Linked DNA regions of Homo sapiens: all the other regions are linked to region 5. The links are chromatin contacts, found by Hi-C or POLR2A ChIA-PET in ENCODE. All regions are on one chromosome and are shown on one strand. The core of a region is the stretch at or near the end of the contact, and the rest is flanking DNA. Distances in the headings are between cores, read along the strand shown. Region 1 has its middle 42 kb from the start of TASOR. Region 2 overlaps ARHGEF3 (Rho guanine nucleotide exchange factor 3). Region 3 has its middle 16 kb from the start of ARHGEF3-AS1. Region 4 holds the start of ARHGEF3 (Rho guanine nucleotide exchange factor 3). Region 5 holds the start of APPL1 (adaptor protein, phosphotyrosine interacting with PH domain and leucine zipper 1).

Region 1 (2,700 bases), core at 137-2,636, 500 kb after region 5:
TATAGGTAACTGTTGAGGAACTTGAGGCTAAATAAAAGAAGGCAAATTTCACTTTGAAATTCTTACTGGAATTTCAGTCTACTTTAATTAAAATGATTAGTACTCTTTCTAGTCTGAGCACAGTGGCTATACCTCTAATCCTAGCAGTTTGGGAGGCCAAGGCAGGTGAATTACTTGAGCCCAGGAGTTCAAGACCAGCCTAGGCAACATGGCAAAACCTCATCTCTACAAAAGCACAAAAATTAGCCAGGCTTGATGGCATGTGCCTATAGTCCCAGCTACTCAGGAGGCTGAGTCGGGAGGATCCCTTGAGCCTAGGAGGCAGAGGTTGCAGTGAGCTGTGATCACACCATTGCACTCCAGCCTGGGTGACAGAGTGAGAACCTATCTCAAAAAAGAAAAAAAAGATTAGTACTCTGTCCCACAATGAGTGAGGTTTTTTAGATGAAAAGGCTAAACATTTTTAAGCTGTTAGTAGCCAATTCTCAATAGCACATTGGCCCAATAAGGCTGGTAGTTAGTCTTATCTTTACAATAAGCTCTCACCATTTTCTTTTTTTTCTTTTTCTTTTTTTTTTTTTTTTTTTTTTGAGACAGTCTCGCTCTGTCACCCAGGCTGGAGTGCAGTGGTGCGATCTCAGCTCACTGCAAGCTCCACCTCCTGGGTTCATGCCATCCTTCTGCCTCAGCCTCCCAGGTAGCTGGGACTACAGGCGCACGCTGCCACGCCCGGCTAATTTTTTGTATTTTTAGTAGAGACGGGGTTTCACCGTGTTAGCCAGGATGGTCTCGATCTCCTGACCTTGTGATCTGCCTGCCTCGGCCTCCCAAAGTGCTGGGATTACAGGCCTGAGCCACCACGCCCGGCCAGCTCTCACCATTTTCTTTAACATACTGTTAATTCCCAAATTTGGCAAGATATTCACATAAATAAATATAAGTCCAAATTTTTTCCCAAATGCAAAGTCGCTTCTCCTAATTTTTTTCTTCCTCCTCCTCCTCATCTTTTTTGTCCGTCCTCTTTTCTCACTGCTGCTTTGGCTATTCCCTCTGTTTTTCACTCCTATAATTGTACTGACTGTCAATGCTAAAGGATGTATCTTACAGTATATTAGAAGATGTTTGTACTGACATTTTGTGGGTTAGTACAAATGAGTGAGGGCTAAATGGTTTTTCTTCAGTCAATTTTCAAGATGTTATTTCACATACAACTAGATGTAATCCTTGCAGTCTAAATGAAAACTCATAAGCAATGAACAGAGCCAGAACTAGCAATTTTCTGTAAAATTAGAGCATGGTTTCAGCTTCTGGGTTGTGGTCACCGCCACTGACTGCTTTAGTTTCCATTCCCAGCACAGTCTGCGGCAGCTAAGAATGCACAACTCTTCATAACCACAGCCCTGTTTCAACAAAGACTGTGTGGCTGCAGGAAACTGCAACCCACCATCTTGGTGAAGAGCCTGTTCAACTTTCCATTTACATTCTGTCCATGTCCGTTTTTTACTAATTCTCCCAAAGCCTGAGGACTCTCAAAGATTTGGCAAAGAAACTGTCTGGCCAATCAGTTTCACTCACCTGGTTCCCCTTGGCATTGAGGAGAGAAGACACTGAATACCCCCCCTTATTGATGCAGCTGATTCAATTAATTCACACTAGCTTGTTTATTGACAGAATTCTAGAACTACACTATTGGAAGGGAAGAGGGTTACCCAAGCCCAAACCTACCAGTAAAAATCTGACAATCATCAAAATTTAAAACCTTGTCCGCATGAGCACACAGTGAGAAAAGGTGACCGTATTCACTGTACCTGAAGGGTATTGAGGGAAACAAGTTGGAAAAAAAAATGCTCATGACATCATATCTCCTTTCTCCAGGCTTGGTTCATATATCAGTCAGCTGCACAGACCTACCTAGTCAAAGCAGTTTTCAGTTGACGTGAGGGAATAGCAAGGAATTAGAAGTCATGCACTGTATCTTTAAGAGCTAATCACTTAGCCTAGGAAACTGGACATGCATTCCAAAGCTTGTCCACATGCAAACATACCTAGGTATTAATGAACTGTGCTCTCTCATCTGTGAAAGGTTTGAAAATGACATCCTACAAGTGTTTTATTCTCTGTTGCCAGGGACACTGGACCCTTCAAGCCCATTTAAATGTGAGACTGTATGTGAAATCACTTTTTAAAAAGATACTAAGAGCTAGTAGTTTTCATTGTTATTTAATAATCACTTTTAAATTTGTACATGTTGCCCAGGCATGGTGCCTTATGCCTGTAATCCCAGCACTTTGGGAGGCCGAAGAGGGCAGATCACTTGAGACCAGGAGTTGAAGATCAGTCTGGCCAACATGGTGAAACCCCGTCTCTATTAAAAATATGAAAAATTAGCTGGGCATGGTGGCAGGCGCCTGTAATCCCAGATACTCAGGAGGCTGAGGCACGAGAATCACTTGAACTTGGGAGGTGGAGGTTGCAGTGAGCACAGATTGCACCACTGCATTCCAGCCTGGGTAACACAGTGAGACTCTGTCTCAAAAAATAAAAAAAAATAAACCGTACATGTGAAATTTCTCAAAAGTGTGGCCTTGGCCTGGGTCTTTTTCATTCGTTGTACTATATACCTGGAGAGACTTTTCAATCCAGATAATTTGGAATTTTTTCTTGTATTTTTTTTTCTTACATATTTTCATTCCCACAATT
Region 2 (2,700 bases), core at 128-2,627, 440 kb after region 5:
TAATGCAAACCTCAAGACCCATCTATAAGGACCCAAGATTAGGACTTGGGTCCTTATCTTGAGATTTTACTGCTTTCCTTTCTTCCAATATAGCCTTGAATCCTGCCAGACCACCGCTAGTTTTGCCGTATCCAGCCAGAGCTTGACTAAACAGATGATAAAACCACAGGAAGAAAAGGAAGGCAGGAATATGGCATCAAAATACATGGTCTCGTAGCAGCCTCAGTGGCCAGAGCAGTTATTGGTATGATTCTGGCAGGTGACGTGGAACTCTAGCTTTGTCCCTGGAAGGATCAAGGCAAAATCCAGTGCTGCAGGGAATAGAAGAGGGCAGGGGCGCAGGCTGGCAGAGAGACCATGCCTCTCCCAGGACAACAGAAATAAGGACAATACTCTGATATTTACTGAGGACTAACAGGCGGGTGTCTGCCAAGCATATTATACACCTAGTCTCCTGTGATCCTCCCAACAACTCTGTGAGAAGGTAGGAGAGTCATCTTCACTTCACAGTAGAGGAAACTAGCTTATAGAGGTTATATTTTGGGCCCAAGGTCGTAGGGTATTGCACTCTGACCAGACAGGTTGGCTCATATTTTATCCTTAGATCCTTTGCAAAGAATCAATGCACTCTTTGGGCCAGAGTGATAAGAACTTTGTCACTTGCTGCAGAGGCATTCAGATTATTCCTAAGCTCTGAGAGAGCCCAGAAAATGTCCTTAAAGAAGCAGGAATGGAACTCCAGTGGCATCCTTTTCCTCCTTCTCCAACCCCACCCAAGGGGAAGCGAGGGAATCCCTTTTACAGTGATAAACAAATGCAGAACATATATTCCACCCAAAGGTTTCCAAGAAGTCAGTAGGAAATGACTGACTCCGGAACCCCAAAGTCACAGAGACTGTCCTCTGGACCCCGTGGCTGTGACCAGGAGATCTTTTCTACCTCTGGGTGCCTCGTTGTGTGACCAGGAGACCTTTTCTACCTCTGGGTGCCTTGTTGGCATCATCCAACCAGGGATGTCCAGCCCCATTTTCCAGACCGGCGGATGGGTGTGGCATTATAGGCACGTTATTTCTGTGGCATTCTTGCCAAAAATGCATAACCTGATGTGAGAAAACATCCTCCGGGCCCATGGCTGGCCTTCCCATAAGGGCCACAGAGACTTGATGCTGCTGGCAACTCTCCTAATTTTTAAGGAGGTTGAACTCTTTAAAGTTCTCCAGCTCTGAGCATCTGGCCCTTTCTGCCTCAGAAGGCAGATGTGGAGCCAGGGACCGCAGAGAGAGCTAAATATTTGGCTTCCTCTTTCTCTGAAGGTCTGTAGCATCATGTCTGGGCATGACCAAGATGAGTTTCAGGCAGTGGGGGCTGGTGTTTGCTAAAAGGAACTTAACAGGGGTGTGGGTGTGCAGTTCTCCCTCTGCCCAAGGTTAAGTAATAGTAACATCCTGTGTAAAGAGAATTGAATGTGGTTTTCTGCTAAACTTCAATGTTTTAGGGCTGTTTATTAGATGTGTTTAATCTTGGGCCAATTTAACCAGTAGCAGACTAATAAAATAACAGATTTGGGCTTGCTGCCAGGACAAATGTTGACTTACCCTTATAATGTTGACTAAAACGAGTAACTTTGAAAGTTATTGCAGAGTGAAACCTTAGCCAGAAATACAGCGTCTGAAACAGTGGTTTTGTTTTATTTTACTGGCTCTGCTTAGAGATTATGTTTGTAACCTAGGCTGCTGCCTGCTTCACCTCTCAGAGTCCTGTATTTTACTGAATTATTTCCCAAGGCTCTTTTTTTCAGCCCATAAACCTTCACTCAGCAAAAATGAATTTCCCCATGGCAGGCAAGTAGGAGAGGTTACTTTTCCAATGTGGGGGCAAAAACTCAGTGGTACCAAGAAGAATGAAGGTAATGACTTGCTTGAGTCTTCTCTCAGAAACAAAATGGTATGCCATGAACATTCACCCTCTCCAAATTTGTAGTAAAATTAATTGCTTCTCCCGGGTGTACCGGAAGAAATCCATCTCGCTTGCCGCCTACCCCCACCTTTCCTTCATTTTGCCATGCAGTTTATTACAAACACTAGAGAGCTATAGTATTTTGCTACCATGTGTTTTGGACTTGAAGGAAACAGGGGAGGCCAGGAGGAAATGAAGCTAGGAGGACTACAGAAATTGTCATAAAGTGTGATTTCTTTCTACCCCTGTTTTTTTAATTTGTGTTTTATAGGAAGCTGGTTTGGGCAGGGCCTCTGAGCATGGTTTCAGAGGCTCCTGCCAGCATTGTGTGAGCTCAGCCAACTGCCAACTGTCCTCCTTATACCTCTCCCTTATTCAAGGCTCCCCCGAAAGCAACCACCTCACAGGGAGACTTTGGCCAAGAAGCCATAGGTGCTGAATCTGCTTTTGGTGCTGACTGGCTCAGGCAGACAGAGCTTGATATACAGAGAATAAACGTCATCCCTCTAACATTAATATGTTCAGTTTTATGTACCTGAGAGTTGATGGTTTAATTTGTGGGTTTGCCCAGACTCTCTTGCGACTTCTCTCATCATCTGCTCTTTAGCACTTCCATGAGACGGGGCAAGAGATTGTTGGAGTCTCAATCCAGCAGCCCGAAAGCCTGTCTGCAGCTTGGGTTTGAGACTGAACTAACTCAGGGTGTTTTGTGGATTTTAGTTATCCAGGCTGTCCCTGTTCCCT
Region 3 (2,700 bases), core at 181-2,680, 300 kb after region 5:
CAGGGAAGCCTCCTGTGAGCTGAACTTGAGTGATGACACAGCTGAGTTAAGCAGAAAATGAATTTATTACAGTGTCTAGGGTAGCTCAGAGAATTTCGGAAGGACCAGGGAAACAGGGACAACTCCAAATTATACCACCAAACAGTTATTGTAAAGACACTATTGCTACCACTGCTGGGTAGGTGTAGACGCCATGGCTTGCACCACCAATGCTGGTTGTAGGCTGTGGCTACCCAGTCTACCCTTACTCTGCCTCTGCAAGCTGCCACCACCCTCGCAGAATGGGGTCTGCAGCGGCCCTGCCGCTTTGCATCCCAGCACATGATTGGCTGAGCCTGCTCATGTTCTCATGCTGTGGCTGCAAGGGAGGCTGGGAAGCAAGTGTATGGCACTCTCATCTCCTCTGGTAGAATGTGGGCTCTGGTTCCTGAGTTGGGGAATTCCCCAAAGCTAGCCAGGTAGGGGGTTCAGCTGCAGGAGACTCAAAGGGTGACCCTTATGTCAGAGGCATGTGAACAAGAGCAACTCCATCTTGAATAGGAGCTGGGTAGCATGAGGCTGAGACCTACTGGGCTGCATTCCCAGACAGTTAAGGCATTCTAAGTCACAAGATGAGATAGGAGGTCAGCACAAGATACAGGTCATAAAGACCTTGCTGATAAAACAGGTTGCAGTAAAGAATCTGGCTAAATCCCACCAAAACCAAGATGGCAACGAGAGTGACCTCTGGTCATTCTCACTGCTACACTCCCACCAGTGCCATGACAGTTTACAAACGCCTTGGCAACGTCAGGAAGTTACCCTATATGTTCTATAAAGGGGAGGCATGAATCATCCACCTCTTGTTTAACATATAATCAAGAAATAACTGTAAAAATGGGCAACCGTCTATGGAGTAGCCATTCTTTTATTCCTTTACTTTCCTAATAAACTTGCTTTCACTTTACTCTCTGGACTTGCCCTGAATTCTTTCTTGCATGAGATCCCAGAACCCTATCTTGGGGTCTGGATCAGGACCCCTTTCCTGTAACACAGAGACTCATGGAGTAAGGAACACGTAGTGTCGCTGGGCCTCAGCAGCTTTCATCTAATAGGCAGTGGTGCTTTAAGAAAGGCCTGACTGCTTTCCTCTTAGACAATGATTTTTTTAAAAAGAGTGCTGAATTTGGAAGCAACTAGTTCTCAATGTGATGAGAGGCTAGGAACTATTTTTTACACATCATTTAGTTTGTGCAGGTGTGGGGTAGCATGTTTCTCCCCTGTTTATCACAGACTTGCATTCCTGTTGGAAATGCCCTAGCCATTGTCAATGCTTATAATTGCTTCTTGTTACAGCCACGTGGGGCTTATTGTCCATGATTTTGTTGCAAAGTTTATTGTTTATCTTATACGGTCTCCAGGAAGCTGCATGCGGAAATCTCTCAGCCTTACCAGGAAGTCTGACTTAAAGGGACAGCCTCCAGGGCAGAGCCCTAACTGGGAGGAGGTGCTGAGCTTCCAACCAGGACCAGTTACCTTGGGTGAGAGTTGGAAGCCCTTTCCACCTGTCTCATTTGGTTTGCTATTTTCCAGTGTTTTGGTGATTCCTTTCTGATTCTGAATTAAGGGAGAAAAAGTGGCAATACCAATTCTTCATGTACACATGAACACACCCAAAACATAACAAAACAAAAAACCACTTTCACTGGTGTTTAGGCAGAATGAACACTCTGAGTCATGGGACACACATGCTTTTAAATCTCTTGGTTTCTTGGGGGTATTTTCATAAAAGTCTTGAACTTTCTAGATGGATACAGGGATTTCAGGGAAGTCAGCATTGTAAGATTAAAAAAATAAATATGACTTAAGTTTTAACTATGCTCTCATTTTTTTTCTCTATTGGAAGGAAGAAGGGAAATGGGAAACTGCTAGTTTCTATTACCTTTTTCTTAGATGCCCAGTTGACAGTCAAATCAGGATAGAAAAATCAAACTCTGGATTTCAGATTTGGTACTGCTTTTCAATTTGCTAGGAGGAAAATTTGAACCAGTTTCCATCGTTACACCAAAAAATTTCCTCTTCTGTTTGAAAAAAAATAAATTATTACTGTGCCTTTGTCTTTTAAAAAATATTTTATTATGGAAAAATTAAAACCTATACAAAAATAGAAACAATAGTATGATGGCCCAAAGTTCCCATCATCCATTGTTCTGCTTCTTTTTTTGAGACGGAGTCTTGCTCTGTTGCCCAGGCTGGAGTGGCACGATCTTGGCTCACTGCAACCTCTGCCTCCTGGGTTCAAGTGATTCTCCTGTCCCAGCTTCCCGAGTAGCTGGTATTATAGGCACACGCCACCATGCCCAACTAATTTATATATATATATATATATATATATATATATATATATATATATATATATATTTAGTAGAGATGGGGTTTTGCCATTTTGGCCAAGCTGGTCTTGAACTCCTGACCTCAGCTGATCCTTCCGCCTACGCTTCCCAAAGTGTTGGGATTACAGGCGTGAGCCACTGCACCCAGGCTGTTCTGCTTTTAAATACATATGTCAGTTAGTATCCTACCATCCTCCCTGCAACCTGCTAGGGATAAAGGAGTCATTCCTGTTTTACAGATAAGGAAACTAAAGATCAAGGAAATTAAGAGTGACTTACCAGGTCATTCAACTAGTAAATGGCAGAGCCAAAAATCACAGAGCCCAAA
Region 4 (2,700 bases), core at 184-2,683, 430 kb after region 5:
CTGCAACTTCTGCCTCCCAGGCTCAAGTGATCCTCCCACCTCAGCCTCTGGAGTAGTTGGGATTACAGGTGTGCACCACCATCCCTGGCTAATTTTTTGTATTTTTTTTGTAGACACAGGGTTTCACTGCTGCCCAGGCTGTATTTTTCTTATAAAAAATTTTAAAACATGAGCTATAAGCTTAAGTCCCTTTTGTTCACTATCTTTAATTCTTTAAACCCAGGTGCCTCCCTTCAGCCACAGGGGAACTGGTAAAAGCTTGCTGTGGATTCTTGTAGACAGTGTTCAATGCTATTTACCCACAAATATGTCTTTATAGAAAATATATGATATTCTTTGGTAAACTTGTATTTTTTTTTAACACAAATGGTATTGTATTATGCTTAGTCTGCAATTATTTTTAAACTGAGTCTAATACATTGGAGATCTTTCCATGCCACACCCATAGACCCATCTCCTTTTTCACTGCTGCTAAGCGGTATTACACAGTGAAGAAAGTTTATTTAAGCACTCCCTATTGATGGATATATTACCATTGTTTCCAGTTATTTTTTATTTTTTACTGCCCCAGACAGGGCTGCTGCAAACAACCTTAAGATCAATCGCCTTCTTGGGCATTTATAATGTCATTGTTTCTCCAAAAAGGATCCAGAAAGGTGTGGTAGTGCCAGGTCATCCATGCACAGCTTTATACTTGAAGGACACTCTGTCAGATTGCCCTCGAGTGTCAGGCAGCCTCTGAATATGCTAGTCAAATTTAAAAGTTGGTGCAAAGTGGGAAAGGTCTCGAGGGAATTTTCCGGGGGTGGTGGAAATGTTTCGTATACCGACTGTGGAGGTGGTTATACGGGTGTTTACATTTGTCAGAACTCAACAAACGGTACTCTTAAAATGGGTGCATTTTGCCATTTGTAGATTATATTCCACTGACATTCATTTAAAAAACCAAACAAAAACAAAACAAAACAAAAAAAACGTGCAGTGGCCTGGGAACAGGGTAAGAGAGAACACCACCCCTTTCTAATGTGGGCTTTTAAAACGCTCGCTTTTCCCCCCAGGCTCCTTCCTGCCTCCAGGTGTCACTACAGCCTCCTTTCTCCCCGTTGCCCGGTTTCGCCCCAGCCTCCTTTCTACCAGCAGCCTTTCACCCGGAGAGTGCCAAAGAGCCCGAAAGGAGCTATCATGGGGTCTGCCTGCCCCGCAATCGCGGCCCACGCTCTGCGGGGGCGCCCGGAGTCGAATACCAGCGGGGAGAGAGAGGTCCCTCTCCACCCGCGGGACCGCCCCACGCCCCTCGCAGCCCCAGGAGGTGTCCGCGCTGCGGCACGTGGGCCCTCCCGGCAGCGTGGGGCGGTGCCGAGCCGGCGGCCCGCCCCCTCCCCACCCATCAAGGCGTGGCTGGCACGGTCCCGCCCACTCGGCTCCGGAGCCCAGTCGAGTCCTGCCCGGCTAGAAGCCGGCTGTCGGTCTCCGTGTCGCCGCCGCCGCCCGGCATCGTGGAGCTGGGGCCCCCTTTTGCCTGGGAGTTTTGTAGTCGCCTAGGGTCAGCGGTGACATCCCAAAGGGCAGGCCCGGCAGCCGCCATGGTGGCCAAGGATTACCCCTTCTACCTCACGGTCAAGAGAGCGAACTGCAGCCTGGAGCTACCCCCGGCCAGCGGTCCGGCCAAGGACGCTGAGGTAGGGCCGCGCCCTGCACCTGGACCTCTATGGGTCATCTGCCTGTCTCGTCTGCCTCCATCTCCCATTCTCGGCGCCCGTCCAGTGTCACTGTCTCTGTTTCCATCTCTCACTCTCCGTGTGTGCCACTTTCTCTCTCTACATCTCTCCCACAGTCTTCTTTGTGTCTCCCCGTCGCCATCTCTCACCCTGTCTCCTTTTCTCTCGCTTTTTCTCTGTGGACCAAGCACTAGCTGCCTCCTCTCTCCCTGTCCCTCTACCTGCCGGTCTGGGAGCAACTGCCTCCTTGCCTTTGCAGGGCTCTCAGACTGTCCATCTTCTGTCTGGACTCTCAGAGGGACTTTCTCCTACTGTCAGCAAGCCCCAGTGTCAGGGAAGTGTCAGCAAGCCCCAGTGTCGCTACCCTTTAAGCGAGTTTTTTTTGCCTGGGTTGTGAGAGCAGAGGGACGTACCAGCCCTCTCACCTGTCAGACTTGGCCTTGCAGCCCTTTGGCAGCAAAAACAGGACACAGCGCCTCTGCCTATCACCTGTGGCCAGTGAGGGTCATTCAGCCGGGGGGCTGGGGCTAAATGAGTAAATTGGAGTGTCTCCCACATGGATCTTGAAAATGAATTAAAGTCCTTAGGGTCAATGGAAAGCTGCCTTGGAACATTGGAAACATTTCTCTTTCTGGGAACTTTCCTGTGCCTTGCGGGCGATGTGAAGGAGTGCTCCCAGGTTATGTTTAGTCTGCCTTTTCCTCTTGCGTGTTATTTCTCTGGCACATAGCTCACTGGCCTTAAAGGTTGGGTTCAGCTGGAGGAGAAAGCATCCCTCTCTTTGAGGGTCTTAGGGAATACAGTCGCTTTCGCTAGATTACAGCTTTGCTGTGGTCAAGCTGCGGTGGAACCCACAGGACCCAGCTAGTCATTGCCGCTCATGCGTGTATCTGGGAGCTTTCCACTCTCCCACACCTCACTCTGCGAACATCAAACATCACCACCACCACTGGGGAAAGGCTGAAGGCAGGTGTGCATCCGG
Region 5 (2,700 bases), core at 182-2,681:
ATACTGGCAGTCAAGATAAACCAAATGTGAGTTTCTCTTTTTGTCACTATCAGCTGTTAAGAGTACATTAGCAGCAGGCAACTGGCCTGTGAAGATAACTTTCAGAATAAAAAAGAACAAATCAATTCTACAATCAGAGCCCCATTTCAACTTGGCAATTAACATTGGCACAAAATCCATGGCAGAAGTGCCATCCAGGAAAAGGAGATCTAGACCTCTTCTGCTTTTCTTCTTTGGGGGCCATGTTCAACTGTAAAGACACACGAAATGGTGCAACTGCATTTCTAAATCAGCAACAATTCAGAAATGTTTCATTCTAAATAGTGTCCAACCAGCAACACCGTCTTAAACCGTTTAAATTATCGTGTAAAACGGCTTAGAGATGAAGTTTTCCCTATGCAAGTTACAGCCCCTGCCAACATTTTAAAAAATATAGCTGCTTTCATTCTGCAGTACTGAAAACATATTAAATGGTTACATTTTCCAAAACTGTCTTAAGCTAGAGCAACCACATCAGCATCATTCCGACGCACAGAACACAGGGCTTTTATTTTGATGAGTTTATTAAGGCCAAGTCTGCAGGGAGCAGCGCAGCAGTCGCGGAGCGGCGAAGGCACCGTCCATCCCTCGCCGTGCACAGCTCGAGTGACAGCGACCACAGTCACGGCCGCGACACGGGCACATTCGGCGGGGAGAGCGGTCTTGGGCTCCGGGACCCGTCACGGGCTTTGCCATTAGGGCTCCACACACAACCTTACAGCCTCTCCCAAAGAAAAACGATCCATTTCCTTCCTTAGCTTGCTGAGCCTCGGAAATCATTAAATAAGACTATCGGGGTTTCTCTCCCTTCTGCAATTTTTCTGAAGAGGTTCTCAGGGAGAAAATTCCAGGATCGAGATTTGGCACCTCACATCACCGCGATAAAAACGGCGCCTTTCGTCAAATAAAAAGGACCCGCGCGCGTACGTGACCGCCCGGCCCACGAGCACCAGCGGCTCGGTCTCCGCCTGCGGCCCTCGGCCCAGCCGAGCAGGCCCACGCGGGCCTTGGGCGGCGGGCCCAGCCTCCACAACTCCGGGCGCGGCCTGCGACGGGCGGTGACCTAGGGCGGCGGCGGCCCCCACCTGGGCCGGGGCGGGCACCTGCGGGAGCCGCGGAGGCGCCAGACCTGGGGTCGGCCAGCTGGGCTCTCCCTCGTCGCCCACCAGCTCCCGCGCCTCACCTGCGGGCTGTCCTCCAGCGTCTCCTCGATGGGCAGCTTGTCGATCCCCGGCATCGTGGCGGAGGGAGGGCGGTGGCAGGAGACGCAGCTGCCGCCCACAGCTCCCCGCGCCGGCCCGCCCGCCGCAGCTGACCCCGGCCCGCCCTCTCCGGCAAGGGCTGCAGCCGTCCCCGCCCGCACAGCCTTCTCCAGGCGCCGAGCGGCCGTGCGGGAAATCCCGCCCCCTCGGCCTCCCTGCCCCGCCTCCCGGCGCGTCCATTGGCTCCCGGGGACGCCCATCCGCGCTGCGGCGGTGGTCGGGAGGTTCCCGTGCGGCGCTAGGCTCTCCCGCGAGCGCGGGCGTCGGAAGCGGCGGAGGTGGCAGTGTCTGCCCTGGGATGGCCTTCCCTGCACGCGCGCGTTTGTATCTAAATCGCAGGGGACCGTCTCTTCCTCAGCTTGCCGGCGCGAGGAGCCAGAGCCTCGAGTTAGGGCCACACGGGGGAATTTGGGGCGGGTTGACTTTTCCCGCAACATATTTTGTCAGAGACCTTGGAGAAAGTCCTACTGCTGGCGCCTTTTAGTTTCCTCAGATGATAACATTCCCAACTCCGCTCGAAGCGTCCAGTCTTAATCCCCTCCAGCAGAATGGTGCTGACTAACTCAGATGTCTGAGATCCGCAGCTGTGTCAATAATAGGGCTTTCTGGCAAACTTGTGAACGTAGGCTCGAAATTGTTTTTCTGGACGCTTGAATATCAGTATATTCAGTTGAAAACATGTGATTTTGTTGCCAGTTTATCAGTTCCTACCTGGCCTCCCGAGGTCAGTCCTTCAGGACTGACGCTGCAACTCCAACTCCCATGTTTCTTTTAAATCACAAAGGAAAATATCTTTTAAAAATCAGGATACACTGATTAATTATGTTAGTAACTAATTGGCATTTGTTGAATCAAAAAGTTTTGGAAGCGTTAAATAGTTTTAGCCTCTAATTTTACAATAAAGTGAAGCTCAAAGTTGGGAATTTGACCGGATGAGGGCTACAAGCCTATCCTTTCCTCCTCCCTCTTCATCTTTCCCAACCTGTCACCCTGGCTCGTTTATGTCTCTGTATAGTTGTAGGCTTTCATCATTATACAGAGAAAATAACAAAGTAAGTAGTGTCTTCTAAACATCTAGCCATTAATTCCACCAATCCATTCCATTTTCATTCAAGAAATACCAGAGATGCTGAGTAAAGATTAATTAGCTGCCTGGTTCCACAGATACATGGGAACAAATCCAGAATAGTAGTAGCTCAAATCCAAATATAGTAACAAATAGAAGTTATATATTTTAAACGAAAATAGTAGATTTTCCCATGATCTCTTGAAAGAAAAATAAAATTATATTTTTAAAGTTTTGTTGAGTAGACTTGCATTGTAGTTTTACGGAATTATTTTTAGTGTTACAATCTTTAAAAGTTTTCCCCTTAGATTGTTTATCAGCCAGTCTCTCTCT

What was found. Hi-C counts contacts between places; a loop is a spot of excess contacts on that map. ChIA-PET counts read pairs that join two places held with the same protein, here RNA polymerase II (POLR2A). Pooled maps may share reads with other maps.
Region 1: a loop to region 5 is called in a pooled map, with 18 times the contacts of the local background. The contact joins the enhancer-like site here to the promoter of APPL1 in region 5. A Hi-C loop is called at or near these places in 5 of 50 pooled maps. POLR2A ChIA-PET finds 5 or more read pairs at or near these places in 3 of 52 experiments (BJ, OCI-LY7 and activated B cell).
Region 2: a loop to region 5 is called in a pooled map, with 5 times the contacts of the local background. The contact joins the enhancer-like site here to the promoter of APPL1 in region 5. A Hi-C loop is called at or near these places in 1 of 168 maps with a recorded cell type or tissue (heart left ventricle) and 8 of 50 pooled maps. POLR2A ChIA-PET finds 5 or more read pairs at or near these places in 1 of 52 experiments (MCF 10A).
Region 3: a loop to region 5 is called in a pooled map, with 9 times the contacts of the local background. The contact joins the enhancer-like site here to the promoter of APPL1 in region 5. A Hi-C loop is called at or near these places in 10 of 37 single-sample maps with no recorded cell type and 12 of 50 pooled maps. POLR2A ChIA-PET finds 5 or more read pairs at or near these places in 1 of 52 experiments (activated CD4-positive, alpha-beta memory T cell).
Region 4: a map of natural killer cell shows a loop between it and region 5 (7-fold over the local background). The contact joins the promoter of ARHGEF3 here to the promoter of APPL1 in region 5. A Hi-C loop is called at or near these places in 5 of 168 maps with a recorded cell type or tissue (B cell, CD8-positive, alpha-beta T cell, heart left ventricle and 2 more) and 23 of 50 pooled maps. POLR2A ChIA-PET finds 5 or more read pairs at or near these places in 3 of 52 experiments (OCI-LY7, activated B cell and activated T-cell).

The regions. Positions count from the first base shown.
Region 1 is chr3:56,724,082-56,726,781 of GRCh38, reverse strand. No RefSeq gene overlaps it. Among named protein-coding and RNA genes, the nearest start is that of TASOR, 42 kb to the right of the region's middle. Within about 2 kb of position 1,386, at least 6 of the 41 ENCODE cell types and tissues checked have a DNase peak (open chromatin) inside an H3K27ac peak, as active enhancers do.
Region 2 is chr3:56,782,693-56,785,392 of GRCh38, reverse strand. The region is part of intron 1 of ARHGEF3 (Rho guanine nucleotide exchange factor 3); the gene reads left to right. Among named protein-coding and RNA genes, the nearest start is that of ARHGEF3, 18 kb to the left of the region's middle. RefSeq lists an enhancer at 1,190-1,589. Within about 2 kb of position 1,377, at least 28 of the 41 ENCODE cell types and tissues checked have a DNase peak (open chromatin) inside an H3K27ac peak, as active enhancers do; they include heart left ventricle, where a contact is called at or near this core.
Region 3 is chr3:56,922,726-56,925,425 of GRCh38, reverse strand. It overlaps a transcript of ARHGEF3 not described here. Among named protein-coding and RNA genes, the nearest start is that of ARHGEF3-AS1, 16 kb to the left of the region's middle. Within about 2 kb of position 1,430, at least 24 of the 41 ENCODE cell types and tissues checked have a DNase peak (open chromatin) inside an H3K27ac peak, as active enhancers do.
Region 4 is chr3:56,800,682-56,803,381 of GRCh38, reverse strand. ARHGEF3 (Rho guanine nucleotide exchange factor 3) reads left to right here and starts at 1,433. Exons shown (of 10, transcript NM_019555.3): 1 at 1,433-1,679. The coding sequence starts at 1,584. RefSeq lists a silencer at 1,264-1,433.
Region 5 is chr3:57,226,460-57,229,159 of GRCh38, reverse strand. It overlaps APPL1 (adaptor protein, phosphotyrosine interacting with PH domain and leucine zipper 1), which reads right to left and starts at 1,431. Exons shown (of 22, transcript NM_012096.3): 1 at 1,223-1,431. The coding sequence starts at 1,276. It also overlaps a transcript of HESX1 not described here. RefSeq lists a silencer at 974-1,633.